4 separate regions of the Homo sapiens genome follow, and all the other regions are linked to region 1. The links are chromatin loops, found by intact Hi-C in ENCODE. Cell type or tissue: heart right ventricle. All regions are shown on one strand.

Region 1 (8,000 bases):
TGTATATACAGAGAACAGTGTGAGTTTCTCCATCTATTTCTGTGTTATTCTAGCGATGGATTTGTGCCGACAGTCCACTGTGTTTCTTCCCTTGTCTCTTATGTGACCAGAAATAATGTTTCTGAAAGAGAAGAAAACAGGGTTAGAATATGCCATCTGTGGCCAAGGAAACAAGCAAAGCCAAGCCAATTATTCAAATTGGAATACTCTTCCACAGCCACAGGCAATGGAGTTGATCCTATCCTGGAGAATCAAGCTCATTATTACATGGCTCTGGACCTATCAGAGGGCATTCACATGACCTGGAATAGACACAAGGGGAGTCTTAAAACATCACGACAAATTAGCCGGCGTGGTGGTGGGCGCCTGTAATTCCAGTTACTTGGGAGGCTGAAACAGGAGAATTGCTTGAACCTGGGAGGCAGAGGTTGCAGTGAACGGAGATTGCACCCCTGCACTCCAGCCTGGGTGACAGAGCAAGACTCTGTCTCCAAAAAAAAAAAAAAAAAAAGTCAGAACAACTTTGTCTCTAACATTCTTTATGGAAAATGATTGATATTATTTAAGATGATCTATAGAAAATAGATGGAGTTAGGTAACATATGGGCCTAAAATCCAAACAAAAATGTAGTTGGAACAACTATATCCTCAGATATATTTATAATATTTAAGAGTTTACAGTCATTGTATAGGGGAAAGATTTAAAATTAAATGGATTTTAACAAAATAGAGACAAAGATCACCGTAACTGAAGATAGCTTGAGTTTTGAGGGGGTTCTTGAACTACACAGGCTATTATTTCTATATAACATGCAAGTATTTTCAGTCAAAACACATGATTCTGTCTGCAGTTATTATGTACCTATTACATACCAGTTGTCATGTACGATTGCATGGGTTCTCTTTTTCTCTTTTGAGAACTTACCTCAATGTGATCTAGAGGGAAAAAATTTCAGGAGCAGTAACTGAATATATTTTAAGTAAAAAGCAAAACATTACTCTTAAGTTATGTCACAGATGCTTGCAAAGAAATCTTGAGAGTGTTAATGATTCTGAAATAGGAGTACACTTCTCCTCTATGCTCAAATCTGTGGTTACCTTCAGTGATTTTGACTTAGAGTCATCCTTTGTAGAAATTCAAGAAATTAGATCCATTGGGAATACAAATAAATATGAATCAGCACGAAGAATTATTTAGGTTTATATTGATTGACAGACATAAAGAGCCACCATTTGATCAAGGCCTGTAAAAATTCATGCTTACAAGTTGACATCTTAGATTGAAAGGATAATCATTGATTGAATCCGTTTTCTAATGCATGAATATAAAAATAGCAAATCAAAACCTCAATGGAAAATAGCTATCATGCTTCTGAATAAAAATTAAAATATATAAGAGAGTGAGTTACAAATGGTTGCTGGAGCAGGTGGGCGTGGTCTGCCTATAAGAGAGCAGACTTCAGTCACAGAGGAAAGGAGTGGTGTGGCAGGCAACAGGGTTGAATATGTTTAAAAAAAAAAAAAGGTTTGTACTTAACGCCACAGAGCTCTAGAAGCTGAAACTAGAATCAGTGAGTGAAATCTACAAAGAGGCCAATTTGTGGTAAAAATGGAATGGGCTTCTTTGGGAGATATCAGTCTCAGTACATTTGAAGCACCCCACAGAGGCCAAATAACCACCATTCAGAAAGTTCTGTGTTGCGACACAGGCACCGGGGAGCAGTGCTGGACTTCCTACATCTCTCTGCTGAAACATTCATTTATACTTCCTGAGGCTCATAAGCCTCAAGTGTTGTCTTATTCTTGCTGTATTTTGAATCCAAACAATTAATATGATTTATGTGATCATCTCCACCCAAAATTTAAAAAAAAGTTGGAGTGCATACACACACACACACACACACACACATGCACACATGAATATAAAAATGGCATACTTCAGGATCAATTACTTAAATATATTTTCAGTAAAAAGCAAAATATTATAGGTGATACTTAATACATGGCTGCCTTTAAATAGCATGTGCTTATTAGGTCCTGTGAATTTGTTGTTGGTTCAGATACTTATTGTTGATGCATTCTTTGGAAATACCCTTTTAAAATATATTGGTAACACAAGAGTGATGATTCTCCTTTCTGGTTTCATATTTTTGACTGGAAAAAAAAATAAACCTGATTCATAGCAGTATAAATGTATGGTTAATTTTTTGTGTTTTAGACCCACCGTCCTGTGTAAATGCTCACTTAACCATAGGCTAAGAAAATACTTGGAAATAGAAAAGAAAATGTGAACTACTGATTGTCCTCTTAGTTGACAAATGCTTCATGTTTTCGCTTGAAGGCATGTGCTATGAAGTAGGCAGTTGCTGTCTCAGTGCCACAAGTTCAATGTCTCTGGACCCCAGAGTCGATAGTAGTAGTTAATAAAAAGCTCAGCAGTATTTTTTTAATGAAGTAATCATGCTGTACTCTATAATTTTATTCTTGGAAGCATAAAGAGTATTTACAATATGGTGTCTTTCTAGGGTCAGAATAGTGAGGAAAAAAATGGAAAAATGTCCAAACATCCTTCCTTGCATGGCAATGATGGCATTACTGGTGTGTTTAATAAAACCTTTATTGGTACATTTTCCGGTGTGGTGGCATTGGCAGAAACCATCCCCCTTTGGATTTGGAACTCAGCAGCTGATGAAATACAGTAAACATTAATTTGGAATGGGCTGCCAGTTTTGGAAAGCCAGGTGACATTTTATTATATTTGTACCAAGCAGAGGCTGTGTCCCATACTGCTGTAGCTTCCGCTGTCAGAGGCTTAGCTGGCATTATGGAAAAAAAAAAATGGCAGGCCTGAGAATCTTATCCCCTGAAATGAAAGTCGAATGCCAAATTGAAATTCCTGTAGGATTTCCGATAGCAATGGGGGAATTGAGAAGCTCACAATTAAGCATATGGGCATTAAGATAATTGTCAGATCTGTTGGCGGACATGATAGAAGACAGATGGGTACGAATCAGTGCGCTCCACTGCAGCACCCTGGGAGGCAATTTGACGTTTTACCTGCCTGAGCTACTCTGCCATATTTGTCACTGAATGTACAGCACGGCATCTTACTGAGTGTTAAGTGTTTTCGCCGGGAACTATAGGTGCATGTGCGGTCCTTCAGCGCCCTCTAGTGAAACGCGTTTGGGAGTATGGTTTTTGAAAAGCCAGCCTTCATCAGGTCCTCTTGGCCTCTGGAAATAGCTGTCGCACCTCCGGTTCCTGCTCACCTCTCTGGTTCCTCTCGCCCTTTCAGGTGGGGACCCATCGTGAAGATGGCGTGGCCCTGAGAGGCAGCCATTCTCTTCTGCCAAACCAGGTTCCGGTTCCACAGCTTCCTGTCCAGTCTGCGACTTCCCCTGACCTGAACCCACCCCAGGACCCTTACAGAGGTAGGTTGGCCTCACCAGGGCACTTCTGACCTCACTTTCACAATAGGACCAGTGTTGATACCCAGCCTCTTGGTGTTCATCCCTCAAGAAGCACTGGCAGAAACCCAGGAATCAAATTGGGCACAAAAATGGTAAGGAAATGGCAAAGTATTTAGAACTTCGCCCGCTAATTGTGTTTCTCCAGGGACTGTTTTCCTCAAACATCCTCTGAAATCCTGGTCCTATATCAGCAGGGAATGAGGCCACAGACTGATGAGAGGAAATTTTATTTTAGCTATTTCCACATTTTTCTCATTCAGGTCCTCTAATGTGGTTAGTTGTGGCCTGAAAATGATATTTCCAAATGAATAGGAAGGAAGGAAATTGTTTTTGTTGTTTAAGATGGAAGGAAATATAGGTGCATTTAAAAAATGGAGCTTGGTTGCATGATTTTCGCTCTTGAGTCATCTAGCCCTCTAATGATTGCCTCATACCGGTGATTACGAGCGGCTTTTCATGACCCCAGGAAGTTGGGCTATTGCTGGCCAGCTGACTAGGAGTCGCTTAGATAACATCTTCTCAGTCCCTTCACATTTAATATAAAAATGATAACATTGCCACAGGAATACATGTGGGCATTTTTTCAGCTGTTCAACATTGTACAGATCTGAGTGTCAATTATATGTATGGGTATGTCTGCCCATTTTTTATGAATAATAATCATTTTATGGACTTTTTTTTTTTTTTTTTTTGACAGAGCCTCACTCTGTCGCCCAGGCTGGAGTACAGTGGTGCGATCTCAGCTCACTGCAACCTCCACCTCCCAGGTTCAAGCGATTCTCCTGCCTCAGCCTCCCAGGGGGTAGCTAGGATTACAGACATGCATCACCATGCCTGGCTATTTTTCGTATTTTTAGTAGAGACAGGGTTTCACCACATTAGCCAGGCTGGTCTTGAATTCCTGACCTCAAGTGATGCACCCGCCTCAGCCTCCCGAAGTGCTGGGATTACAGGTGTGAACCACCACAACTGGCCAGGACCTTTCTTATCAGGAGGCTTTGGATTTTGCCCTCTTTGTCCTAAACCTGTGCTTCTCAAACTGCACATAAGCACAACCTGAGCATCTTGTTAAAATGCAGATTCCACTTCTGTAGGTCTGGGATTGTCCATTTCTAATGGGCTCACAGATGATGAGGCCGCATGGACCAAAGTTTGAGTGGCAAGGTTCTAGAATACACAGATTACAAATAAAGAGGAATACTTGACAGATATGCTTCTACCTTTAAAAAAATTACTACATTAGGGTCGTGTTTTAAAATGCAGTGTGACTTGGAAAGTTGAGCAATGATAAAGCTAGAAATTTCTAAAATGAGTAGCAAACTGCCTTCCATATGTACCATTTTAAAATGCTGATTACTTCTTGAGAATAAGAGAAGCCTAATTTCAGAATATCATTAGGGTACCTATTGAAGTCTTGACTGCACATATTTAGCATACTCCCTGGGAATTATATTTTAAGGACATTTTTCTATTAAATCATTGCATATGGAAGAAACTCAATATAATAGCTGATATTTACTTGGGTTCTTAATCAGAACATTGGCTGTGTGATTTTCATGATTATGATTTTCATTGCAATTAAGTTGATGTTTTGTAGACAGTGAAATTACCATCTACTCCAAAAGATTGCAAAATAGAATTTAACCTTAGAGCCAATGCAGGGAAAACTTGTTTCTGCAGGTGCATTTTTTGAAACTTCAACAGATAGCAGGGGGAAAAAAAAGTGACAGAAGGATCACAGTTCAGCAGTATGAATTGTCTGCTGGCAGCCTTGCAATCTGGTGTGCAGGCAGTGAGATTGTGGTGTACATGTCACCTGATTTCTCTTTTTCGGCAGGCATGCCACCAGGACTACAGGGGCAGAGTGTCTCCTCTGGCAGCTCTGAGATCAAATCCGATGACGAGGGTGATGAGAACCTGCAAGACACGAAATCTTCGGAGGACAAGAAATTAGATGACGACAAGAAGGATATCAAATCAATTACTAGGTCAAGATCTAGGTAACAGTATATAATACTGTCGCTTCATTTAATTCCTTTATTGGACTTTGATGAAGTGAACAGAACGGGAAGAAACTATTCAGTTTTTTCCTGGCAGGTAAATTTACAGCTGAAAAGAAAATTAAAGGCCTACTCTAGAAGTACTAAAAGTATCGTTTCAGATACCTGTACTCTATTGGAGCCTAAACTGTTTTGGCATTTATGAATCTGGACCCAATGCTAATGACACACAGTGAAAAAATTTGTCTCTGATTCAAGTACAGTTTATTTGTAAAACTATACTTATTCTACAAATTTGGTCAGAAATGTTGTGTCTATAATATTTCTAAAAAGAGATTGTAGCCATGTTAAAAACTCAACTGATGTATGTGCCAACTATAACTCTTTTCTTACCTCTAAAGTAAGAAAATAATTTCCTAGATTTATCCTAAACATGCTGATGTATATAAGAGTAATACCTTAATTGTTTATGGTTTTTCTTCCTGGACACTCTTTTCTACAGAAAACACAACTGCAGGAAAATAGCTTCTGTCTGGTTTTCTTAAATATCTGCTATCTTTAAATTCAAATCTATATCTCCTTGAACTTTAATCTGGTAATCAGATGGTTTTTGAATACCAACACCCGTGTACTTTGCCTCAATTCCCTGAGGTTGTTTTTATTCACAAATTCAACCAATTGTCCTAAGACTACAGCTTTCCTTCTAAAGGCTGTGGTTCTCAAGGTTCTATCTGGAATCTTTTGTGAATTAAGAACATGCTGCCTCTTTATGTTGCTGTTGTAATTATTGAGATAAATTCCGTGTCTTGCCACAAGTTTAAAAATGCCGAATACTTCTAGATAACCCCTTTCCTTCCTTGTTGTCTTTTTCTGATTCTTGGCCACTTTGGCAAGAAATCCCAAGGAGGGGATTTCATACCTTTAGCAGCTTCTGTGTTAGACCAGTCAGTTCTTGGTAATTTAACTTATTGTGGCCAAACTTATGCATGTTAATGGATTCTTTGAAGTTTTGGAACAACATTTTCATTCGCTGTTGAGAACCTTCTTATTTAAAAAGGTCACTCTTATGACATTTACTTATGTATGCCTCCAAAACTGTATTATAAGGCAGTGCTTTTTCAAATCTAGGCAGTTTTATTTGCATAACTAGTTTATTTGTAAGTGAATAACCAATTCTAATTGGTCGTTAGCCTGAAAATCTTTGGAAGAAAAGTTCCTATTTTCCAGTCTCCTTTGTGTAAGGTGTAGCATTTGTTGGATGTATAAAAATATCACCCAAATGCTCAGCTTCCGGACAGGCCTGGCAGAGACTGTTTTCATTTGCTTTTTACAGCCTATTTGCATAGTAGAATATAGGAGTGAATTAATCATTACTGATTTCCTTGGCACTGGCAGCAGTTGGGGGTGAGGGCAGAGGAGGGATCCGCAGAAGGCAGAGAAAGAGGGCCTTTTCCAGTGGACTCAGTTGACTTCCATGTTTACCATACACACCTGTGGCAGACAGTGCCATCTGGAAAGGCGCTTACGCTATGGAGAGAGAGGAGCCTGGTCTTACAGCATCCTTCTGTGGTGTCATCCTCCTTGCCCCTAACTTTTCTCCTTCACCCAAGTGTTCTTGACTTACGTGCATTATCTTTATGTGTAACGTATACTTGCAACCGAAGAATACCACTCCCACTTTTGATTGATTGGAGCTTCTCAAGTGTAATTGGTCCTTATTGCCACTTGGAAGTTACCCAGAGATTCTCCAAAATGGAACATCAGAGTCATATATTTTAAACCAGCATTCATTAAATATACATTTAATTGAGTAGATAATTTCCCACATCTTCCAACTCCGAAATGTTGTGATTAATCATCTTTATTCTGTGAACATTTCCAATGTGTGAAATTACCCTTTAGGTTAATTGTTAGTCACTTCCATGGAGTTTCTTGTGATGGGGAGTCTACTGATGTTCAGTGAAGTTTGTTTCATTTTCTGTGTCTCTCATAAGCCCCCCAAAAGTCCTCACTCATGTTTATTCACAATAGTCATTCAGAGCTTTATAGCACGTGCTGCTCTGCCTTCTTGAGACAAGACGTCGTGCACACTTCTCTTTTTTACATGACAGCCCTTGGAATATTTGAACCCTGCTGCTGTGACGACTTCCTCATATGATATGCTTTCCAGGTGGCTCATCATCCTCTTTGCCTTCCATTCAAAAGTTTCTAATTTGTCACTGTAACACTCAGAAATGGACAGAACCGATCTTATCTTTTCAGACTATTCTGGGCCCGGCCATGCATTTGTTATGAATCATGGAATATTTTGGTTTTCACAATTAGAAATTACCTTTTGGCTTTTTTTTTTTTTTTTTTTTGTAAGAGACAGAGTCTGGCTGTGTTGCCCAGGCTGGAGTGCAGTGGCCTGATCACATCTCACTGTAGCCTCCACCTCCTAGATTCAAGTGAGCCTCCCACCTCAGCCTCCTGAGTAGCTGAGACCGCAGGTGTGCATCACTGTGCCCAGCTAATTTTTTTTTATTTTTTG
Region 2 (8,000 bases), 750 kb before region 1:
TGATGTTGGCTATCTATCACCAAAATTTTTCGCCATGTGTGTCAAGAGTTATATCCATGCCTTTTGACCCAACAACTCTACTTGTGGGAATTTCTTGTTAAAAAATAATCTAAAGGTATTTATTTAAAATATTCATTAGTGCACTGTTTATTTTAAAACTATAAAATAATGTCTAGTAATATAAAAATTATTCACTTAGATGATTTCTATTAGATGAAATATTATAGAATTATTGGAATGATAATTATAAAACATTATGGCATTAAGGAAATGTTTATTACATAATGCTAAGTGAAAAAAGACACAATTACAATTACAGTATGATGGCAACTATATAAAATATGGTTTTATTTTTTAAAGGATATAAAAAAGATTGTGTGATTTTTTTCTTTGCATTTTTAAACATTTTGCTAGCTTATTTTTAAACTAACAAAGAATATAATGTATTATCTACAGATAACGCATTATCTGTAGAATTGAAAGGATCATTATATAACAGTGTAACTGTAGGCTGCTGGTTAAGATATAATCAGATATCTCAAAATTGGGAATTTTTATGAGGCTGTTACATAAAATTATGTAAAAGTTCCAAAATTATTTAAATGGAAGTAACTAAAAAACTGAGTTGAACTCAAGGCATTTAAAAATATATATTTCAAATTTATGATATACAGTATCAAAAAAGCTATACAATTTTCCATATTAGTTGGGTTAAAAAGTGCCCTTATACTAGTGATTCTTGTTTAGGTTGGTTTTCTACATGACCCTATCAGAGAAAGTTTGTCTTTTTTTCTGCTTCTAGTAAGCCTTGTAGATGTCATTGGCACATTTATTTTTCCTTGATTTCTTTGGGAAAAGGAGGCAACTGGTCCAGCTTTTTATGCCTGAGGTCCAGAAAACATACACCTGGGAAAGGCTACTGAACTTTAATTAGTCTTTCCTGTTTCTGAGTCTGCTTGCACAACAGTCTTCCTCCTGCACATGACCCTGTCGTCAACTGTCTTCCTGAAATGTTTATAAATAAAACATGGAAAAAAGTATGAGATCACAGCCCAGGATTAGCCTTAAGCCATGTCTTTAGGGTTGTTGCCATAGCAGAAGTGTATCCAGGATCAAAAAAACACTCTTGGATCACAGGACTCTTTCACTTTTTATACGCTGTGTAGCACCTGGTCTATGGACTGCATACATTTCAGCACAGGGTGGTTGTGCTCTGTCACAAGCCCCTTAAAAAAGGAGAAGTTATCTTATGAGTGATGGCCCTATATACTATGTCACTCACCTTGTCCTTGTGGAAGAAACAGGACCAGAGAGGGCAAATAGATTTGGTAAACAGCGAATGAGACAGCAGAAACATATAGATGTATTGCTAATAATATTCATTTTTTGAAAGTAAGAAGTTAATGCATCCGTGTAGGACAGAATGGGGTTGATGATATTTTTGTTCTTTTTATCCTCGCTCCCCAAGCACTTATCTAAGGATATCTAGAAGAGCAGGACTGGATTGAGTGGGGGTGGGGGTGCTGTCCCAGGGAATGGGGGAATAGCTCTTGGGATTTTGTGCCTTTTTATGTCTTCACTTGTCCTTTCTCATTTGGGTTTAGGTGTGTCCTATCTGAGGAGTTTAATTGGCTCCAGAGCAGAGATCTTTATTCCCTTCATCAGACAGAGTGTGTTCTATGACCACAGTAGAATTCAGCTAGAAGGAAAAAGTAGGACAATAACTAGAAAATTTCCAAAATGTTTAGAAATTAAGCAATAACATTTTGAATATGAGTAAGTCAAAGAAGAAAAAATAAAAATCAAACTGAAATATCATTAATATGGCACATCTCAAAAACTTGTGACATGCAGGTAATGCCATGTTTAGAGGGAAATTTATAGCCTTAAAATGTATACATTAGAAAATGAGAAACCTGAAAACCAATGACGTCCCTCACACTCAATAATTTAGGAAAAGAATTTAAAATTAAATTCAAATAAAGTAAAATAAAGTAATAAAAATTTACTGAAAATTACAACTCACCAAAATTGAAAACGAGGAAATAGAAAAGTCAAACCAAAAAAAAAAAAAATCCATAATTTAAAATCTCCTTGCAAAGAAAATTTCAGGTCCGCATGGCTTCACTGGTCAACACCTCTAAGCATTCACAAAGATGTAATATCATAGTTCTAGAAACTCTTCTACAGTATGGAAAAACAAATAGCATTTTTTTCAGCTCACTTTGAGGCTAGTATAACTTGGATACTAAAACCTGACAAGGATATTATAATACAGTAAAATTACAGACAAGTCTCTTTAATGCAAAATATAAGATGGATAATGTATCATGACTATATTGAATGTATCCCAGAAATGTAAAGGGTTTTTTTAACATTCAAAAATCAATTAATATAATTCACCTCAACACTGAATAAAAGAGAAAATTATATGGCCATGTCAACAATTGCAAGAAAAAAAATTTGAGAAAATTCAATGTGATACATAATCTATGTTCTGAGTACTCACAAGTTTGACTTTTTACATGACAACATTTTTGAACCCAGGACACCTTTTTTCTTCTTAAGTATCTGGCTCTTGAAATTGAAAAGCAGAATTTTATTGATCTTTGTCTCTACATACTCACTTTATAAAGGTTTCTTTTGAAAGCAAAATCTTGATTATCTTCATGATATTCAGTTGGCCATGGACACTTCCTCCCACCTAAGGGATGCGTGCCTCAGTCTCAAATGTGAAAGGCCATTGGGCAGTAGAAATTAACAGGATGAAAATAAATTAGGTAATGTTTTAAGATATTACCCAGTTGTTTTAATAATAGAGAATTCTGTGATGAGAGTCCATCGTTCTTCCTTGGAATTGCCTATAGCTACCATTCCATGGAGATTTCATTTTCACTGATTCCTCACTGACCTGTGGAAGAGTCTATTTAATCCTCAATCACATGTTGTATTTGCTACTTCTACAAACATCTAATTTGTTAGTGGTCTACAAACCATTTGTTACAGATGCCCCAATGTGTACTGTCCTTTCTCCATTAGTCATAGGTCCAAGCATCAACTGGGCGACTCTCCACTCTCAGTGCTGGGGCCACTGTCAGGGTCCAGTATCCTTCAAGTCATCCAAAAGTCTTTTGACTCAGACATGCTGGGCATTCCAGAAGAAGGTTTAGAATCTCCATCTCATCTGGCTGCTTTCTGCTATGTTCACTTCACATCTCTACCTTCATATTAAACTGTCCCAAAAGAACATTCTCAAAATCAGCCCCAGATTGCAGGGTGCTCATTTCCATTACGAACATCCAGAAACTAGAGCCCTTTTTTAACTTTAGCCATCAGTGGGTGTGAGATGGGATCTCATTGCGGTTTTGATTTGCATTTCCCTAATGAGTAATGATGTTGAGCATATACTCATATGCTTATAGATCATTTGTGTGTCTTCTTTGGATACATTTTCATTCAAATCCTTTGCCCATTTTTAAATTGGATTTTGAACTTTTTATTAATAAGTGGTAAGAGTCCTTTACATATTCTAGATACAAGTCCTTTATCCCATGTGTTTTGTAAATATTTTCCCCCATTCTGTGCACCATTCTTTTACTTTCTTGCTGGTATCATTTGCAGCACAAATGTTTTTAACTTTTGTGATGTTCACTCTATTTCATCTTTTCTTCCTTGTATTTTTGGAGTTGTGTCTAAATTAAAATCACAGAGAATTATGCCTTATGTTTTCTTGTAAAATTTTTATAGTTTTAACTCTTACATTTAGGTTGGTAATGCATTTTAAATGAATTTTTTAATAATGTGAGTTAGGGGTCAACTTCATTCCTTTGCTTGTGGTTATTCAGTACTTGCTGAATCATTTGATGAAAAAAAAAAAACTGTTCTCTCCACACTGAATTTTCTTGGCACTTTTGTCAAAAATCAATTCATCAGAAATATAAGGGTTTATTTCTGAACTCACAATTCCTATTGCATTCATCTATATGTCTATTCCTATGAAATGTGGTGCTGTCTTGATTACTGTAGCATTGTAGTAAGTTTTGAAATCAGGAAAGCTAGCTGTCTTGGGTGCACCTACTTGGAATCAAGCTTCTACATGTGAGGCTGGAGGGAGAGAAATGCCAACAGCCTGTCCTTTCCTGAATCAAACCATAGCCCAGACTTGGAGATGGAGGGAGAAGGAACCCCTGTCTACTTGGCTGTTTATGCCTAGGGCAAAGCTTCTGTAACATTGAGCTAAGGTGGAGGTAATGGACTGGATCATAGCTCAGATGCCATAGACTGTCACAGCTTTTACTGAGATTTAGTAGATTTTTTAAAATTAATCTTTCTGCCCTTAGGACAATTTTCAGACAGACATTTTAAATGATTGCTCTGTATTTTTTTTACCAGTTAAATTGGTTTTTTTGTTTGTTTGTTTTTTAGGAAAAAGGTGCACCGAGCCTCTTACTTTATTCAACAATTATTATTTAAGTAAAGCTTGAAGGGATAATTGAAACAGCTCTTGGAAAGGTTTTAGTGAGAACTCTGCCTCCAGATGCATCTGCAGAGGTGCTGCAAAGCAGTATCATTTTAGTTTGTATAACCTATTCAAGGATCATAACAGTCATTAATTTACTCACTCATTGATTCATTTAATAAACATTTTATCATCTTTCAGACACTACACTGGGTAGTAGGGACAGGAGGGCACAAAAAGAATACATCATTAAGATGTGATCTGTGTTCTAGAGGAACTCACAGTCTAGTACATAAACAATGTCTCAGCTCCCAAAATAAGTATGTTGCTGTATTTTATCCAAGCAGAAGAATCCTGCTTGTTATGGTAAGAATCTTATGTCTAAAGCAATATCATCCTGATTCTTGATAATCAACTCTTAATAATTCTTTTTTTAACTTTTAAGTTCAGGAGTACATGTGCAGGACTTCGGGTTTCTTACATAGCTAAATGTGTGTCATGGGGGTTTGTTGTACAGATTATTTTATCACCCAGGTATTAAGCCTAGTATCCATTAGTTATTTTTCCTGATCCTCTCCTTCCTCCCACCATCCACCCTCTGGTAGGCCCCAGTGTGTGCTGTTTCCCTCTTTAGGTCCATATGTTCTCATCATTTAGCTCTCACTTACAAGTGAGAACATACGGTATTTGGTTTTCTGGGTTTTACTGGTTTCTTGGGTTAGTTTGCTAAGGATAATGGGCCTGTACCTCCATCCATGTCCCTGTGAAGGACTTAACCTCATTCTTTTTTACAGCTGCATAGTATTCCATGGTGTGTATGTACCACATTTTCTTTACCCAGTCTACAAGGAGAACTACAAACCACTGCTCAAAGAAATAGAGATGACACAAACAAATGGAAAAACATTCCATGCTCATAGATAGGAAGAATCAATATTGTGAAAATGGCCATACTGTCCAAAGCAATTTATAGATTCAATGCTATTCTCATTAAACTACCACTGGCATTCTTCAAAGAACTAGAAAAAACTATTTAAAAATTCATATGGAACCAAAAATGAATCCAAATAGCCAAGGCAATCTGAAGCAAAAAGAACAAAGCTGGAGGTATCATGCTACCCAACTTCAAACTATACTTCAGAACTACAGTAACCAAAACAGCATGGTACCGGTAGAAGAACTTTCATGGTGTAAATACTCCCACCATGGTCAATTTCAAGCTACCAATCAAAGTAAAGTCATTCAATGTGGATTTGAAGAGCCACGAACACAACTGGCTCTTGTTAACTAGTGCACGCTATTTCTAGCACACCACAGAATAATCATGTTTTTAAGAACATTCATATAAGATATAGTGAAGTGCTTATAAAACAATATTAACTAGAAAAAAAGATACAAGACTATATACAGTAAGATTAAATCTCAAATATATCTGCCTAATATTTTTCCCAGGAAAAGTTACTTCAAAACCCACCAGTACCTCCCAAAATTGCCACTCCCAAATAAAACACTCTTGCCTGGCCTTCAACGCTTCCTGCCATATGAATTCTACCTACCCATTCAACTCATTTCCACCTTACTCCAACTCTATGTTCAGACAATTTTTTTCCCTAGCAACACAATGTGCTACTATTATTGTATTACTCCTACAGTCTATTACAATACTGTTATTTATATAACACTAAGAAAAATGCTGTTTCTGTGCTCAGGGGAAGTAGCAAAATTCCTCTTAAGGGTGGATTCCACTGTTGGGAAAATACTTCAATGGACTATTTTAATTAAACAAAGCTGGGACACAGGGGCTTGTCTGGAATGGAAGCAGCTGAGACTGGTTTTATGATGCAGACAATTGTTCTGCATAATGAAATAACAGGCTGTTCAGCCTCCCCGGATCACCACCTCATGTACTAGGAGACAGAACTTTAGAGAATATTGAAAGAAAGGATGAAAAAGAAGAGGTGGAGGGAAGAACTCCCACCAATAAAGAAGGAAAAACAAACTTCCAAATAGTGGCAGCAGGTCAGGATCTGACTGGGGCCGAGTTTTTGGTGACCTTCCCTAGGATGAATACCCAGATAGCAAGGGAATAAGCTCTTGCTCAGCTAGAGAACGGCATTAGCACAGGGAAAGGACGGAAGAGTGGGAGAAGCAGAGAGTGAGAGAGACCTGCAGATAGCTATCATTTGATACCCTGGGAATGACTCATGAGGTTAGGAGGGGCAGGGGCAGTTAGTGTAGAAAATATAGCATCACAGGAAGGAATAAAGACCAGGCACAAGGAATTCAGGAATGTGGATTGCCTGAAAGAAGTTTCTTTTCCTCCTCCTCTTGGAGGAATTCTAAGTGGTGTTAAGATACAAAAGGGAAGGGTGACCCAGAATGCTGAGAGACATGGAGCTGCAATTTACAGTTATATCTTCTTTTGAATTCTTTACTTTTGCTCTATGCATTAATCTCATTTCCCCAGTAGATTTTTCTAGCTCCTAAAAGAAGACCATACTTGCCATGTGTGTATATACACATATGTATATGTAGAAATGTATATGTAGATATACATACATATGTAAACATATATTTGTGTTATACATATATATATTTTAGAGTTCCTAGTCATAATTAATTCACCTTGCACATGGAAGTTCCTCTCAGATATCCTGCTGAATAGCTAGGAAAGAAAAGATTAAATAATCACTCCTTTTGTGCTTGTTTTGTGTGTTTGGTTTCTCATTACTTTGTAGTTGGAAGGCAAATCTTTCTAAGTTTTGTAGTCAATCTTTGCAATGTTATGATTTTTAAATGGAGAGCTACAACCACTATGAATGTACTCCACAGAATATATTTTATGTGTAATGTCTTTTCTAGCACATATATAGATCTCTTTTAAAATGAGGTATCTATATACCTTTTAAACACATCTGATACACATTGATTTTTTTAATGCTTTTTTTTTTTTGGCAAGCAGATTGAGAGGTGTTGTCAGCATTTCCACAGCAATGTGGTCCTCATGTTCACAACTGAGATAATGTGTATGTCAAAGAAGAGTTTTATGCTTCATCAAAACCAGCATTCATGTAAATATCTAGGTTACCCTGATGATTCACGTCACCTCTAACCTCTATTCAATGTCGTCATAATTGTCAATTTCCAAAGCAAACTGAAAAAAGTTATTATATCAAAATATGGTAAGAAGTACTGCTTGCCAAATATAATCAACTGTTATTTATTTCCAAAAACATTATGTAAAGACAAAAGAATAAGTGCTATATACTCTTGGGCTTAAGTAACAAGGAAAAACGAAAGGACTCATAGTCTTAGCGACTGAGAACTAAAAGTGAAAGCGGTTCTTATACTGCCCTGATGAAAAGGCTTGAAAAAGGTGCCTTATTTTTCTGTGCCTCAATTTTAAGTTTTTGTCATAACAATGACACCACTTTTCTGGTGTTTCATTGAAAGAGATAACATCTCTTTGAATCCCTTCTCTTCCAGGAACCCACCCCTATCTCGCCAGTCACAGATGAATCTCCTGGCAGTTACTCCCCAT
Region 3 (8,000 bases), 270 kb before region 1:
CCAGGCATTTTCATGGATGAAGAATTCCAAAGAAAGTTATTATTTCAACTCTTGAAAGCTACGCTTCAGGGTGAAGGTAGGGCTTGATTATCAAAGGAATTTCCCTGGCTGCAGTCCTAACAGTTTAACTTCCTGTGATTTCCCCCCGCCCCTTTCCCTTTATTTTTGGCTCAGAACTTCAGTAATGTCTGGATTGATGGAATTCCTCTGGGAGGCAGATTTGAGGGTCTAAAGGTGCTTCTCAATAAAGATTTTGAGGAATGATATTAACTTATTAGAGGCAACCCTCTATTGTTTTAGTATAAAGGGGATGAGATTTGGGGGAATCATTTTGGATGTCACATTAAGCCACTAGCCATTTTACTCTTGATGACCTTAGTTGCCTTTAAACTGTATTTTTAGTGGGGATCATTCTTTCAACAGTCCATTCTTTTTTAAACGCAATTTGGTTTATAATTCTGGGGGCTGCCTCTACATGCTGTACTGTCAAGAGAGACATCAAATATTTTCTGAGTAGTTTTCAACACAGTGAATTAAAGCTGAAAAAACAAGTAGCGATACTACCAGCATCTTAACTGAGTATGTGGTGGTGGTGTTTGAGTGTTTGTGTGTGTGTGTGTGTGTGTCTGTCTGTGTGAGTGTTTTATGTTGCTGTACCTACTTGCTTTTAGGTAGCTACAGTTTTACCAGAGAAGAGAATAACTTAGATTATATCAAAGTTTTTTTTTATATAATGGTTTAAAAACCTGCCCTGTGTCTAGTACTCCTTTACGAAGTCCGCAAGACTTGGGGATAACAGTGGACAATAATGTTCCTTAAGGACTTACAGAAATAAGACACACACAGATATATTTAAATTCCAATTAATCTGATTTTTAGTGTGGATTATTGAAGGGCTAGGAACTTAGACTCAGAAATGGAGTATTTTTCCTGTTTAAAATGTAAAGAGATTTAATAACATACAGGAGTCTTGCTATGATTTTTGAGAGGAGATTTACTCTAATGTTTCAGATAATCTGTTTAACAGTTAATAAAAATACGATTTACATTTTGTTTGGATTTTTTAAAGTCAGCACATAATTTCTAAAAGTAAGCAAATTTCTTGCAGGGATGGTGAAATGAAACCTTGTAGCATTTAGCGTGTATTGCGGTTTTGTTATTTGCAGTTTGTTATTAAGTGTTCCTAGGAATAAAAGGAGGTGCACAGCAACAATGTTTACTGTGCCGATTTCTGGTATTTTATAATTAAAGAGCAAGTGTGAGCTGGGAAGGGTGGGCTGGAAAGCATGGATTCTGGCTCTAAATCTCAGCTCGACCACTTACTACCTGTAACCTGGGGCAACACAGTTATTTAATTTCTCTGTAAAATGAGGATAATACAAGTCCCTGCTTCATTGGGCTATGGGAATTAAATGAGTGAATGCATCTAACATTGAGAACAGTGTTCAGCCCATAGTAACTGCTCAGTGAGTATTTTTAAGCTATTAGCATGATCAAATTTAGAGAGGAGAAATATAATGGAGCAGTTTCTCAGTTCTTGTTAGAAATAATCATTACATTTGAAAATCCAACAAAATATTAACATTCAAAACCCATTTTCAGAAGTGGTGGTGGTAGAATTGCTATAACGGAGGAAAATTTAGGAATGGCAGCCTGGTTAAAAGAAAGGGCGGGTAGACCTGGAGTAGGTTATAGATCAATTTAAAGCAGCAAAGTTTTCTAAAGGTGCTTCTAGTTTTACTTTAAATGAGTTTGCAGTTGCACATATCAAATAATAAGGTGTTATTTGCCAGAGGCATTTTGTTGGTGGGGGGTGGGAGAAAGTTTTGGGGTATATTGTGTGTGTTGGGGGTACATTTCCCCGGCTGCCTTTTTCCACTGCTGCTGGTCCTCTGGTCAGGAAGCCTCCCTGTCCCGCACTGGTTCTGTTATTTGTTCTTGGATAGCATCAACTTGAGGATGAGACTTTATAGGCAACACATTAGCCTCAGTGTCTCCTCCTGGTTGTAGTCATTTCCCGGTTACATGGGTCAGTTTCTCCACCTTACTTGAGTGAATGCCTAGAAAGGCTATTTCAGCCTAGAGAATTTTTAGGGGAATGGAGAAGCTGAGGGTAACTCCTCAGCACCAACACTTGAACCCAATCAATACTTGATAGATTACTCCCAGCACACACAATACACCCAGAAATCTTCTCCCCAATCCACACCCAATTAAGTTTCAGCCAAGGTTAGAATTCAGTGGTTCCCTCTGTGTGTGTCCCCTTAGCTGTTGCTGTTCAGGTGCAAAGGTGTTCATTTCTTTGTCTACCCATGTGTAGTTGCCTGATATCCAACTAAACTGCATCAAAATATGGAACCCCTAGGTAGGCAAAAAAGATAATTAGAATACAGTAGTCCCCCCGCCCCCCTTATCTGTAGTTTCATTTTCTCTAGTTTTAGTTACTGTCCATCAGCTGTGGTCCAAAAATATTAAATGGAAAATTCCAGAAATAACTCCTAAGTTCTAAATTGCTCGCCATTTGATGAAATCTGCACTGTCCTTTGCCATCTCATCCGGGACATGAATCCTTACTTTGTCCAGCAGATTCACACTCCAGACACTCCCTGCCTATAAGTCACCTCTAGGTTTTCAGATTGACTGTTACTATGGCAGTGCTCAGGTTCTAGTCACCCTTTTTTGACTTAACTATGGCCCCAAAGCACAAAAGTAGTGAATCTGGCAATTCAGATATGCCAAAAGAAAGCCATGAAGTGCATCCTATAAGTTACAAGGGCAAAGTTCCCCACTTAAGAAAAGGCCAGGCCTGGTGGCTCATGCCTGTAATCCCAGCACTTTGGGAGGCCAAGGCGGGCGGATCACCTGAGGTCAAGAGATCGAGACCAGCCTGGCCAACATGGTGAAACCCCATCTCTACTAAAAATACAAAAATTAGCCAGACGTGGTGGTGGACGCCTGTAATCCCAGCTACTTGGGAGGCTGAGGCAGGAGAATTGCTTGAGTCTGAGAGGCGGAGGTTGCAGTGAGCCAAGATTGTGCCACTGCACTCCAGCCTCAGTGACAGAGCAAGCCTCCATCTCAAAAAAAAAAAAAGAAAAAAAAAAGAAAGATCATATGCTGAGGTTGCAGTATATTATAATTGTTCTATGTTACTCTTAGTTATTGTTGTCAGTCTCTCACTGTGCCTGATTTATGAACTAACTTTATCATAGGTATATATGCATAGGAAAAATCATAGCGTATATAGAATTTTGTGCTATCTGAGGTTTCAGGCATCTGCTGGAGATCTTAAAACCTATCCCTCTCTTAGAGTGAGTACTGTGATTATGTTTAAATAAATGAATGCATGCTTGCTTGTGGAAATATTTTTGTGTGTGGGGTATGTATATGTGTGTGTGTGTGTGTTGCATGTGGACATTTTAATGTGTGTGTATTATCCTAGCTGATGGTTTTCCTTTGGACATTTGGGTTCATTTTGTAGAAAGAAAATGCAGTTTTAGAATCAGGAAGCTGATTGGATGATTCCATCTGAATATATGTGTGTGTATAAATAAAATATATTATCAAAAGCCTGACTTGACTTGGGAACTGGGAAGTAGCAGCCTCAGGTCCTCCTAGGTTTATTGGAGTTACACTTATTAGTAAGTAGCCTAATCCTCTCTGCAAAGAGAGGAAGTACAGTTTTATGATAGAATCACGTGGGATGAGGATCATTGAACCAGAGAGAAACTGCTGCTGTTTGATTTCCACTGCAGGTCATCAGTATTTCTTGATCTAGAACAATGATAAAAAGTGTTCTGGTCTTTAAGCAAAACTCAGATTTAGGCTTTATCCTTAGAATCTGATCTTTAAAACTGGAAGCACAAGCTTTCCAGCTTTGAATTCACTCCATTTCAGAGATGAAGAAACCATTTCTCAAAGAGGTGTCTCTGTTGAGGTTTCACAGTGAACAAGTCAGGTCAGCTGAATCCAGGTCTAGTGTTATTTCCTGCAAATACATTTTATTTTTCATTTTTGCAGTAATCTTTAGATTAAACCCACTCCTATACTGTTGGATTAGTTAGGCACATGGACTGGGTGTATGTTTCCCAGATTTGAAGGTTGGTTCTCCATGTCATAGTTATTTGTTCTGGTTGCTTTTTTTTTTTTTTTTTTTTGAGACGGAGTCTCGCTCTGTGGCCCAGGCTGGAGTGCAGTGGCGGGATCTCGGCTCACTGCAAGCTCCGCCTCCCGGGTTCACGCCATTCTCCTGCCTCAGCCCCCCAAGTAGCTGGGACTACAGGCGCCCGCCACTACGCCCGGCTAATTTTTTGTATTTTTAGTAGAGACGGGGTTTCACCGTTTTAGCCGGGATGGTCTCGATCTCCTGACCTCGTGATCCGCCCGCCTCGGCCTTCCAAAGTGCTGGGATTACAGGCGTGAGCCACCGCGCCCGGCCCGGTTGCTATTTTTTCTCAGTTTTCTTATCTGTACAGTGGCGGTAGTTATTTCATAGAATCATACTGAGGACTAAATAAGTTATTTCTTGTAAATTACTTACATGAGTACCCAGCATAAGTGTTAGCTATAATAATTATTATGTTATTAATGATTATGTCATTATTATGTATTGTTGATAGTAATATAATAATATATTGCTTTTTAGACACTTTAGTTAGCTATCCAGCATATGACAATAAAAAGGTGGCTCTATTGAAGAGAAGGATTCCATAATTTTCTTGTGAAATTAGCGCCATAAATCATTGAACATCTTGCTTCAGTTTTGTGTGAATTATTTGGATTGACTAAGTACTCTTGGTACTGGGCTGAGTTACCATCTGCTGTGTTTTGCTTCCATAGGTCAGGCTTATTCTCCTAGGGAATGGTGAGGTGGAAAAAAATGCCAATAACCTAACCCCAAAATGTATCCTAACTGTCTTGTTCACATTTATAGGACAGTTTTATTGCTGTAGGTAAGACGGATAACTGGGCACTATTCCAGCATCTTGGCAGTTTTCCTTTTTTCAAGGTACTAATATTAGGATTAGCATGTTGTTTTAAAGCCATTGCCTTTCTGCACCTTATAATTGCTTGTTCTTGGGGGAGGCTTGGAACATTTGAATTACGGTTTTTCTGCCAAATATGGGAGAGGTTGTCTGTTTTGTTTTAATACTTCGATTGGTTTTTAAAGTTGGTACTACAGTCCATTTTGCCAACAGACAACACAAATTAGAGGCAGTGTGGGCACACTGTGTATGGGGCAGATGCAGAGAGGGGCAGCGAATATGCATGAGCGAGAATGTTATAGCTCTGTCAGTTTTTGTATGTGTGCCTCAGTTTATTTTTGGTATTGATACCAATGTTCGGCAATACAGTGATTTGCCTCCTCTATTTTGTTTCTAAATCAAAGCCTTGGCAGATTAAAATGACTAGGAAAAGATTAAATTGTTAATGGTATAATCATATTTTTCTCTAAAGCATTGAAGAATTACAGTGTCTATACTTATTAGCATGTGATAACTTTAGTGATTGAAATGTTTAGCTAGTTTTACTCAAATATTAGTAGGATTTCTAATTTTCATAGGAGAGCCTAGTGCCACAAAAGTTACTGGTAACTAGCACTCTTCAGTTTTCATCTTCATGTAACTGTTGTGAGCATTCAAGGAAGGAGCTGGGAAATGGTTTAGTCTTCATAGATGCTCAACAGATGTGAGTTCTCTTTTCTCCCATGTATACGTTTCTTATCTTTTTGTAGAGTTCATGGGAGCAGCATTTATGGATTCAGACTTATATTGTTGACAATGTCCTTGCTACCTGATAGATGATCAGTAAGTGTTGCAGAACGAATACATATGAGAGCAGCAGAGATAGGAGTACATTAGGGCAATTAGAATAGATTCCTTTTTTTGTTTGTTTTTTGAGACAGAGTCTGTTGCCCAGGCTGGAGTGAGGTGGATCGGTCTCACTGCAACTTCTGCCTCCTGGGTTCAAGCGATTCTTGTGCCTCAGCCTCCTCAGTAGCGGGACTACAGGCATGTGCCACCACACCTGGCTAATTTTTATATTTTTAGTAGAGATGGAGTTTCATCACGTTGGCCAGGCTGGTCTCGAATTCCTGGCCTCAAGTGATCCGTCCACCTCGGCCTCCCAAAGTGCTGGGATTACAGGTATGAGCCACAGTGCCCGGCCATTAGAATAGATTTCAAAGAAAAGTTGACTGTGCCAATCTCTGCTCCCTCCTGTATGTTGTTAAGTCTACAGGGCCATATTGCCTAAAGAAACGGAGTTCCCCAAGAATGTGTTAGGAATAACAAAAATTCTGTACTTTGACCTGAAAATTGCGGTTCTTGAGCTGGTTATTTTTCTAGGTATTGTTGGAAGTTATGAGTCAGAGTTAGGTACTTATTCGTGGATAACACAAGGACTTCTGTCAGAGATCTGGATGCTGTCAGTAGAATCTCTGTTTACCCTCTTGGGCTCAGTTTATTCATCTATTCTATGAGGAGGAGTATGCCTGTTTGGCCTTCCTCTTAGGTTGCTTTTGAGAATGAATGAAATAATATGTGAAAATTCTGTTCATAAGTGTAGAAGATGGCTAGTGATGATGATGATGATGATGATGAAATTGATGATGCCCAAAATATGGAGAATCTAGACTGAATTTATGGCTTTCTAACTTCGAATTTTCGGCTTTCTAACTTCGAATTTTCAGGAATGCATGATGATAGAATGTTTTTATTTCTGATATCCACTGCATTGTTTCTATAGACCTTCAAAGTTTGACACAAATAACTAAATTATTTTGTTTTGTTGGTGAGGATCACTTTTATTTTAGCGGTGTATCCTGTTAAAATAACCTTGCATGAGGATTCTCAAAGTTATACTAATGTTGCACTAGTAACTAAGGCAGTTCCAAAAAGAGACATTTAGAATGAATAAGGATAAATCAAAAGTAATTCATATCCATTGGTAAGGAGGTGGCACATACCAAGTGTCAACTGTAGATATTTTAGAAATTGAAGTGTTACCATGGAATCAAAGTATTCCACTGTAAGGTTGAATATCTCAGGATACCTACTTTAAGTCGTCGATTAAGATGAAGTTAATATTCATTTTACATATCCTGCTTGAAACCTCTTATGCTGTGAAATTTTCCTGTCTATTAAGAATAGTTTTAGAAAAATGAATTAGCTAATTCCTTAACTTGTATGTAACTTGAATATAAGTTCCTTTCCTTAACTTGTGTGAAAATCAGTTCTCCTTTGTGAAGAGCATGAGAGATACCTCAATAAAATAGTAATTTTATATTGACATCGGTTGCAGTTTCAAAGTCAGAGTTTTACACTTATGTGCCCCTATATTGTCTAGCTTTGTAATCCCCACTTTAAAAGGCATCCCAAAATAGCAACAGAAGAATAAATTGTGACTTGGGTGTATTAGATTTGTATGATCTTGTTTATTGAGCTGCTTTGTTATGTAGTTACCAAGGATGATGTAAGCTTCTCATCCAAGTTTTCCTTTACTATGCTGCATTGTCCTTTAAATGTCATGAGAATACAAATATTTTCAAGGTAGCAGTGAGGAACAATCTAGATGAGATGACCAAAAGGACCTCTCATATGAAACTGCAGTGAGCAAAGGTTTATTGGTCTTTGGATCTCTAAATAGAGTGACTTTAGATATCTAAATTTAGTGAAAACCAGAATTCAGTGACTTTAGATTTCAGACCATAAGGGGTTGTAACACCTACTCCTTTTCTCTGTAATGAAGAAAAATGACCACAACAATGTGGTGGATATCAGAAATAGAAACTTTTCATCGTCATGCATTCCTGGAAATTCCAGGTTAGAAAGGCATAAAAGAGAGAGAAAACCTGTCATAGTTAGTATATCTACCTTGGTTAGTGTTTTTCACTTAGGGGATTGCAAATTCATATGAGAATTGCTGAGAGAAACAATTAATTTAGAACAAATATTCTCCTTCCATTGTTACAGCCTGTAAAATGTTACTTCTGAGTTGCT
Region 4 (8,000 bases), 1.2 Mb before region 1:
TAGGGGCTGAGTGAGAGCAGAGAGAAAGGACTCAGATTGCAGTTTGCTTTCAGCTTGATTTACCTCTGAACCAGCAAAGAAGCAGTACAAAGGACATATGTGAGATTAGGAGTCACAAAAGTAAATGCAGGTATTCAGGATGCTTTCTTCCCTCCCTGCCATGCTCTGCCTTCCTGGTTTGTCATGGACATGCACTTGAAGTCTGTGGTCTCTGAGACTCCGACCATGTGGGATAAGCCTAGAGCTTCAGGCTTATGCCTTTTAAGCCTTTAGACTGAGGGATGGGTGATGGTAGGCCCCAGGGCCCATCTTATTACCTTATATTCTAATGTTTGGATGTTAATTATCTTCTTTGTTCCAATTTTTACTAAATCACTGGGTCTATAGCATGTCTGGTTCTACTATAAGATCAATGTCATAGATTGGTTTATAGTCCATCTTGCTCCTAAAACTGATTTGAGATGGCTAAGAAAAACACAAGTAAGATGACTTATAAAAATATCAATATAAATAAATAGGAATATCAGGGGAAAGGAAACATCTGAAAACAAAAATAAAATCAAGTAAGAGTTAGTACAACATCCACGTTTGTTGTGCACTTTGCATACTTGTGAGAACCGAGCCACATTTTTGGGGCTCTGAACATTCTGACATTCAAAGCAAAGAAAAAAATTATCTAAGAGAAGGAAGATGATCGCTTTAAAGTGACAGAGTATTCCTAAGATTAAAACAAAATAAAACCCTCAAAGATAGAAAACATCAACAAAAAGCAGTTGATGAGAAGTACAGTTTTCTGAGACCTAAAAGAGGACACCGAGTGTTCTGGGAAGATAACATCTTCAACACCAAGCTTCAACATCAAAACATATGCTTAATACAGGGGTGATTATTGTTCTATTGTCCCACTGTTCCATTGTTTCTTCAACGGTTCTGTCTGTCCCCTCAAAGCAAACTTTGGCGTAATGCCAAAGCAAAATTTAATAAAAGCATTTTAGGATGCAAATCAACGCAACTCAAGCATACAGTTTTCTAATTGTTTAGTTTGAATGAAGGACAGATTTAGACTATCCAGAGAAATGGATAGAATATAGACTCTTCAGGAAATCTATGCATATTGTTTTTTACAATTAAGCTTTTGATATAAATCTTTAGAGAGCATCGAGTCCAAGGTAATGTTCTCTGGAAAAATTATACAGTGAGTTTTTTTTTGTGCAATCAGTTAAGGACAGATTCATATGTTTTGGCAATCAATCAACCAAAGGATAGAACTGGTACTCTCTTAAGAAAATTATGAAGTGTAACTAGGATATATGCTTAATAAATGACTTCAACTATCTCTCCATAGAGAGATTTCCACACTGTCTATTATACTGCTAACATTTAAAAAATTTCTGTATTTATAGTCTATAGGTTTAGCTGTTTTTTCATCCTTCTAACTGAAGGATTATTATTATTATTTTTGTGGTTGTTGTCTTGGTATGCAGTTGAAAAGTGTCGTGTAACAAAAATATTTATGGCATGAGCATTTTGATATCTTTTTAAAACCTGTGCAATGAATTGGCTTCATAGCCTGGCATTTTCAGGGAATGTGTGAGCAAGCAGCCTCATTATTGATAAATATTTTAAAACACGTGATATTTACCCAGAAGGTCCCAATGGCTCAATGTGCCTCCTGCAGAAATGGCATGTAATAAAAAACTCCAGAATGAAATTTCAGAGGAAAAAAGGATACTGCACTTAAACAAAAATTCAATAAAAGAAATGTTAGAAAGTCCCCAAAGCATTCCAACCAAGTTATGGATTAATTGCTTGGCACGTTTCCTTTTTTAATTCCAAGCTGCCTTTTTGTTAGCTGAGTAAACAAAGCATCTAGAATAAGAACTTCAGCCAATGATGACAGCCCATTAACATCATGACTGATAATAATGATAATTCCCAAAGGCTTTGACAAGGTCCACACATCAGCAATATTTGACCAGCAGGGACTGAGTTGAGAAAGAAGGAAAAAAGACTCTTGTTATCCCTGCTGATAAAAAAAAAAAAAAAAAAGTGAATTCAGTGGGCAGAATAAGGGCCTGTCTTATGCCTGGACTCCCATACTGTTGATTCAGGGCTGCTTGTGAAGGGGGCTTAGGGAAAGAGCTTGCAATCCGTCCTGTGAAGTATAGGAAAGGGCAGAGAAATTCTTAAATCCCAAATCCAGAAGTCTTTCTAAGGCTGTTATAACAGTAGGTTTTAGGGCTGGAAAGCAATTGATTGCTGTATCACAAAATTGGGAGTTAATACATTTGTTCACACCTCAAGGAAAATGTTTTCATTAGAGATTATTTTATTTACATAATGTAGATTCTATCTCCTCCTTTCCTCCCTGAATTCTCTCTGAGTTCCAAAAGAGCAAGGGCCCTGTCTTGCATATTGTTTGCAGAAGGTGTATAGTGAATATTAAACAATATGCAGCCACAAACAAGGGGCATTCAGATTAGGTTTGTTTAAAAAAACCAACAGCGACCGTACAGCACTTCTCCTCTACCCCCACCCTCCAAATAACTGTGAAAATAAATCAAAACTTAAATTTTGGTTCTAAACTTTTGGCAATGCCCTATTGTGTACATTATCATTCTTTCTACTCTCTGACTTTTCACGAAGATACCATGATGGAGAGATGCATTAAGGAAGAATTCTCCTAATGCATTGGGAAACCATCTCTTGAGAGGAATAGTGTAAGATAACCAACCCAGAATCTCTTCCACCTTCAAATTCTTGGCATTGTACTCATATAGTTTAAAGTAAAAACTTTGCCTATATATACCAAAGAGGAACACCGTTTACGCCTACATTTCATGAGTGAGATTGCTGCTTGCGTCTGTGAATGCCTGAAACTGATGGCGAATATGGATGCTCATTATTTTTTATCCTCTCTGGTTATTGCATTTTTACTGAAATACTGAGTTATCTCCACCCATCCTATTTTAACCTAGGCCAAAAAGGAGTGCTCAAAAAAAATTATTGGTTTTTATAATCTGAAAGGGACAGTAGAAATCAGTTAGTTCAACCCTTTAATTTGACAAATGAGAAAACTGAGTTCTAAAGGGGCTTTGTATCTGATCCAAGAGCATGCAGTACTGAGATGCAGAGCTTAAACAACCACATCTTTATTACGGAGCACATTAAAGCAGTTAAGAATGAAAAGAAAAGATCCATCTTTTGGAAAACACAACTGTCTGTGTATACTGGGATTATGGCCAGATACTTTGTAAGCTGTTTTCGACCTAAGGTTTAGGTTTAGGATTAGCCACTGGTGACTGCTGGAAAAATCTTGTCAAAGACTTTTATAATAATATGTAGTTCTATTTTCTGGATTTAAGAGAAATTTGATGCATCTTTTTCTTCCGCAAATATTTGTTGAGCAACTATTCTGGGTAAGACATCATGCTAGGTGGGATGAGGATATGCAACAATGCAAACATCATGGCCATTGCCAGGGACTTAAAGTCTGGCAAGGGAAATAACAAAGTGAGACAAGTACATAACACAAATCAGAATGGGATTTTGGCCTCTTAGTGGCATAAAGCACAATGGGAAGTTTGGAAGAGGAAAAAGTAGCTTTAATTGGGAAATGAGAGAAACATTTCTTAGCAGATGTGGTCTTTGGCTGGCACTGAATGAGGATGAAGGATTTGACAGATGGTATTGAGGAAAATCCTTCTAGGAGGAGGAAAATCAAGGAGCAAAGACATAAAAAGCATAGGATGCTTTGGGGAAATCGCAAACTTAGTGATTTGATTAACGCAGTGGAGAATGGGAAGAATTTTGGTGGATATGAGATAGGCATGGGACTAGAAAGTGGGGGCCTTCAACCACAAAAAACTAAAACCCAAATTTGATGTGTTGCTTTTTATTGCATTACATTTTAAAAATCTCCGGGAAGCAAAGTGGGTTGAATAGATATAAACCCTTTCCTTCTAAAGAATCCCAAGGAGTTTAATAATCCATTGAATTTAGATGTCCTTTTGTCTATCTCTAGAATGAATTAATCACTTAACCAGTGTATGACTAGGAGGCTGCAGAATCAAGCAGGGTTATCCATCAGCAGAATACAGTTTACATCAAGCAGTTCAGGTAACTGGTATATATCAGGAGATGCTGGGACCCCCAGATCGTGTCTCACATGACACAGGAATCAACTTCTCAATCACCTAATGAGAGGCTGGGGATAGGAGAGGAGACGATTGTCTTGAGTTTCAGTGTTCATATTTTTTCTCTCCTGTCAGTTCATTCATTATTCATTGAACAAAATTTAGCAAGCACTCTTAATGAGTCAAGCAATGTGCTAAGGACTGGAAAGCAATAATTTTAAAAAATGATGTGGTTCTTGACATTGTGCAGTTTGAAGTCTAGAAAGGAAGACTTGAAAGGTTTAAAAAGCCAAAATCATGCAGCCCTAAAATGTATAAATGCTGCGGCCATTGGCGGGTTCAGCGACATACAGAGTCCAGGCAGTTCTGAAAGAGTGTCTAGGCTGAGACTGGAAGAATGAGGAGCCAGCAGGAAGGCAGAAGTGGAAATAGTCTTTCACACAGCGAAGACTGAGGCAGGAGCACAGGGCATTTGGAGAAGGAGAAGAATTTCTGTTTGGCAGGAGTGTCGATGAGGCTGTAGAGGGTGGCAGAGGCCAGGCCTTGAAACTCTTTGTAAGCCACGTTAAGAAATTTGGACCAGAGACATCTTCTTTCTTCCCTTGTTTTCCTTTTTTTTAGTTTGGCTCTGTTTTGTTTCGTTGGACAGTAATTCCGGAAGTTTAAGTTCAAAGCTAGGAATACATATATAAGTAGTTGGAAGGAAAAGCTATGATAAGTACTGTAATTATTTTGAACTGTGTTGTCCCATTCAGTAGCTGCTAGCTACAAGTGACTCCTGAGCACTTGATGTGAGCCTGGTCCAAACTAAGAGGTGCTGTAAGTGACAAATGCAAACTGCATTTTGAAGCCATAGTACAGCAAAAAAGTCATAACTATCTCAATAATTTTCACACAGATTATATATTGAAATAACAATATTTTGAAAATGTTGGTTAGATAAAACATATCATTAAAATCCATTTTACTGGTTTCTTTTATTTTCCATTGTGGATATTGGAAAATTTAAAATGACATATATGGCTACTTCTGTTGGACGGTGCTGGGTCAAAATAATTCTGACGTTCTTTTTAAGAGTAAGGCAAGCAAGCACGTGTAATTAAGTACTTCACGGAAATGCCTTCCTGAGTGTTCACTAAGGAAATGAACACTGGCAACTAGTTTGACCACAGGCTTGAGCCTATTTAAGAATAATAACGTAACAATCTTCTAGGATCATTCTTATATTTGAATAACTTAATGGGAAAATTATGTGTAATACAAATATGTATTTATTGTCAGAAGATCTTTATTTGGCAATAATTTATTACAGCTAAAAATAATATAGTTAGTATTTTATAATTAAGATTTCAAGAAAGGTCATTCAGATCTCCTAATAAATCTAAATTAAAGAGGTTTGAGTTTATTTCCTGTGGCTTCATCCATTGGCTTCTCTTAATTCATTAAGCTGAGTACTAATGTTACAAAGATGAGGCCAAATAAACAGGCAAAATGCCTCCCAACTAAAACCTGTTAGGCAACATACTTCTAAAAATATCCTGATACAATTTAGGTTTAAGAAATGAGCACATTGGCTCATTAAAGGTGTGAGAGGTTGGGATCCTGGAATGGAGCAGAAGTTAATTATTATTACTATTATCATTATTGTTATTTTTATTATGGGCAATTTGTTTTAGCTGTAACTGTAGCACATTTTATAAGGCAAGCAGGTGTGCATGGCAACTGGACCACTCATTCCGGGGTGATGGCAGATGAAAACTGTCCATCCCGCTGTCCAGTCAAGTGCTCTGTGGGCTGACGGACCTCAACAGAAGAAGCTGAGGAGATGCTTGCAAACATAACCCCAGATTTATAGGAAACAGCTCATTAAGCTCGAAATCTCAAGTGCCCTTTTTAAAAAAGCAATGTTCACACTTAAACCAACTGTATTCTCCACTTTCCATGGAGGGGAATCTAGTAGAGAATGCATGATTGACCTATATACCAAGACAAACAGTCCGCCTTTCATTGCAATAACAAGAGACAGAGACAAGCATGCGTGTTTTAATATGGGGAACCTTATGTCTGTGCAGTGATTCATCCCATTGCCTGTTCTGCCCCTCCCTACTCTCTTTGCCCCTCATAGTTCCATAGAAGACTGCCATAGTCATTTATTCTAGGCCCAAACAGGACCTCCTTCCAATTCATTTTTAAGATTGGGCATCTTTAATTGAGTCATCATTATTTTATCTAAACATAGAAAGTAAAACCAGAAAATTTCCTAAGCTGCCATCATACAGAAGCTGTAGGAAATTGATTACAGAGAAGGCACAGAGGCTGTTGTATTAACTTTCCTACAAGAATGCCTGATTGTTTTAGGATTTCAGTATGGTAGATGGATTCCTTTGGTGAGTACAATTTTAATGCATGGAATAGGGCTTGTGATGGCCTATTCACTTATAAAATAAGGCATTTAGTAATGTAATAGTCTTAACATTTAAACCTCAGATGTATTTCCATGCACAAATGGTTAAGAACTCAAAAACAAGTAATTATCAATAGCATATGTATGCAATAAGAAAAGCATCAACTGAAAAAAGTTATATTTATGACATTGGCAAGAAAGATACATTAATTGACTGCAGAAAGAAGCCAACATAATATTTACTCTGCATTTTCAAAAGGATGTAAAGAAGATCCTAGAAACTTAAATGCACTTAACTTTATTTTGGGAAGAAAAGCCCAGGGGAACACTAATCAGAAGAGAACTGAAGAGAGTCTGTCTAGAGCCTTCTGATTTCATTTTAGATACCCAGATGGAACCAATAAGTGGATAGTCTCACAACTAATGCACAAGATAACAGTTTTGGGTGTGTTAAGAGAGCTGTGGTTTTCAAAGTGGTGGAGAGTTAATAAGAGACTTCTGAGTTTAAACTTTCTGTAATGCTGGACATGATCCTGCCTTTCCTCATATAAGGCTATTTTTAAAATGTTGGATTTTCTTTATAAAATTAATTCTCTTCTCTTCCTAACTCTGCTTACCAAAGTTGCAACCACATATTAAGGTTGAGCTCAAATCTATATATTTGAAGAGAATACAGATTTGATTCTCAACCCCAGCTTTACAGAAGGCCATCTTTCCTTTCCATAAATGCCACAGCCATTCTCTCTCTCTCTCTCTCTCTCTCTCTATCTCTCTCTCTATCTATCTATCTCTCTCTCTCATTTTTTATTCATTATATTTATGTGCTGGACTTATTTCCCTTACTAGATTGTAAACGTTTAAGTGTCAGGCTCTGTGTCTTATTTGTTTTGATCTTCTGCGCCCCCCTCGCTCACTCCCCATCCCAAAGTGCCAAGCAGAGGTTTTACACATGGAAGATGCTCAATAACTATTTGTTGAAAGAATCAATAAAAGGAGTGCTAAGCTTGCTGTGGAAAGGATAACGTATCAAAGATCTGGCTTCCTAATAATTTAATTCTGTGAGTCAGCTATAATAGGTCCTTGATATTATGACTGATGATCTTGTGTGATCACACTCCGAAGCCATCCATTTGATTCTCCGACCTTCCCTGCTGAAACCATGAACTCCCTCTACTAAAGTGCTAAATAGATGGAAGAAAAATACCTGAAATGCAGAAAAATTAACATAGTTTTGAGGAAGTTGAGATAGTTCTTGAGGTCATTGTGTCATTCTCTCAGGGTGGCACACACAAAAATGGAGAATACTTTACAGCCAAACAAAATTTAAAAATCATTAATAAGAAAATGCTATTTTAATGAACATGGTTTATGGGAGGAAGAGAGAGAAAAACCCTAGATTTTCTTTTCTTTCCTTTCTTTATTTGAGACAGAATCTTTCTCTCTCTTGCCCAGGCTGGAGT

What was found. Peaks named below come from ENCODE experiments on the same cell type or tissue, not always from the same donor. Only the 100,000 strongest peaks of a DNase experiment are listed, where the experiment ranks them.
Region 2: a loop joins it to region 1, with 3 times the contacts of the local background. A loop is called at or near these places in 3 of 110 quality-filtered maps.
Region 3: it touches region 1 in a loop (3-fold over the local background); 8 of 110 quality-filtered maps call a loop at or near these places.
Region 4: it touches region 1 in a loop (3-fold over the local background); 2 of 110 quality-filtered maps call a loop at or near these places.

Annotation. Positions count from the first base shown.
Region 1 is chr18:55,229,979-55,237,978 of GRCh38, reverse strand. TCF4 (transcription factor 4) reads left to right here. Exons shown (of 20, transcript NM_001083962.2): 16 at 3,296-3,431; 17 at 5,308-5,470. Among named protein-coding and RNA genes, the nearest start is that of LINC01929, 110 kb to the right of the region's middle. RefSeq lists an enhancer at 3,027-3,321. In heart right ventricle, a CTCF peak has its summit at 3,160 (motif pointing left); DNase peaks (open chromatin) are centred at 3,168 and 3,388; H3K27ac peaks cover 7,591 bases.
Region 2 is chr18:55,981,854-55,989,853 of GRCh38, reverse strand. No RefSeq gene overlaps it. Among named protein-coding and RNA genes, the nearest start is that of LINC03092, 10 kb to the left of the region's middle. In heart right ventricle, no CTCF peak of the experiment used is centred here; no DNase peak of the experiment used is centred here; H3K4me3 peaks cover 389 bases; H3K27ac peaks cover 5,932 bases.
Region 3 is chr18:55,501,961-55,509,960 of GRCh38, reverse strand. All of the region lies in intron 3 of TCF4 (transcription factor 4), which reads left to right. Among named protein-coding and RNA genes, the nearest start is that of MIR4529, 27 kb to the right of the region's middle. RefSeq lists an enhancer at 1-413. In heart right ventricle, no CTCF peak of the experiment used is centred here; no DNase peak of the experiment used is centred here; H3K4me3 peaks cover 1,310 bases; H3K27ac peaks cover 5,599 bases.
Region 4 is chr18:56,386,031-56,394,030 of GRCh38, reverse strand. No RefSeq gene overlaps it. Among named protein-coding and RNA genes, the nearest start is that of LINC03069, 200 kb to the right of the region's middle. In heart right ventricle, a CTCF peak has its summit at 4,650; no DNase peak of the experiment used is centred here.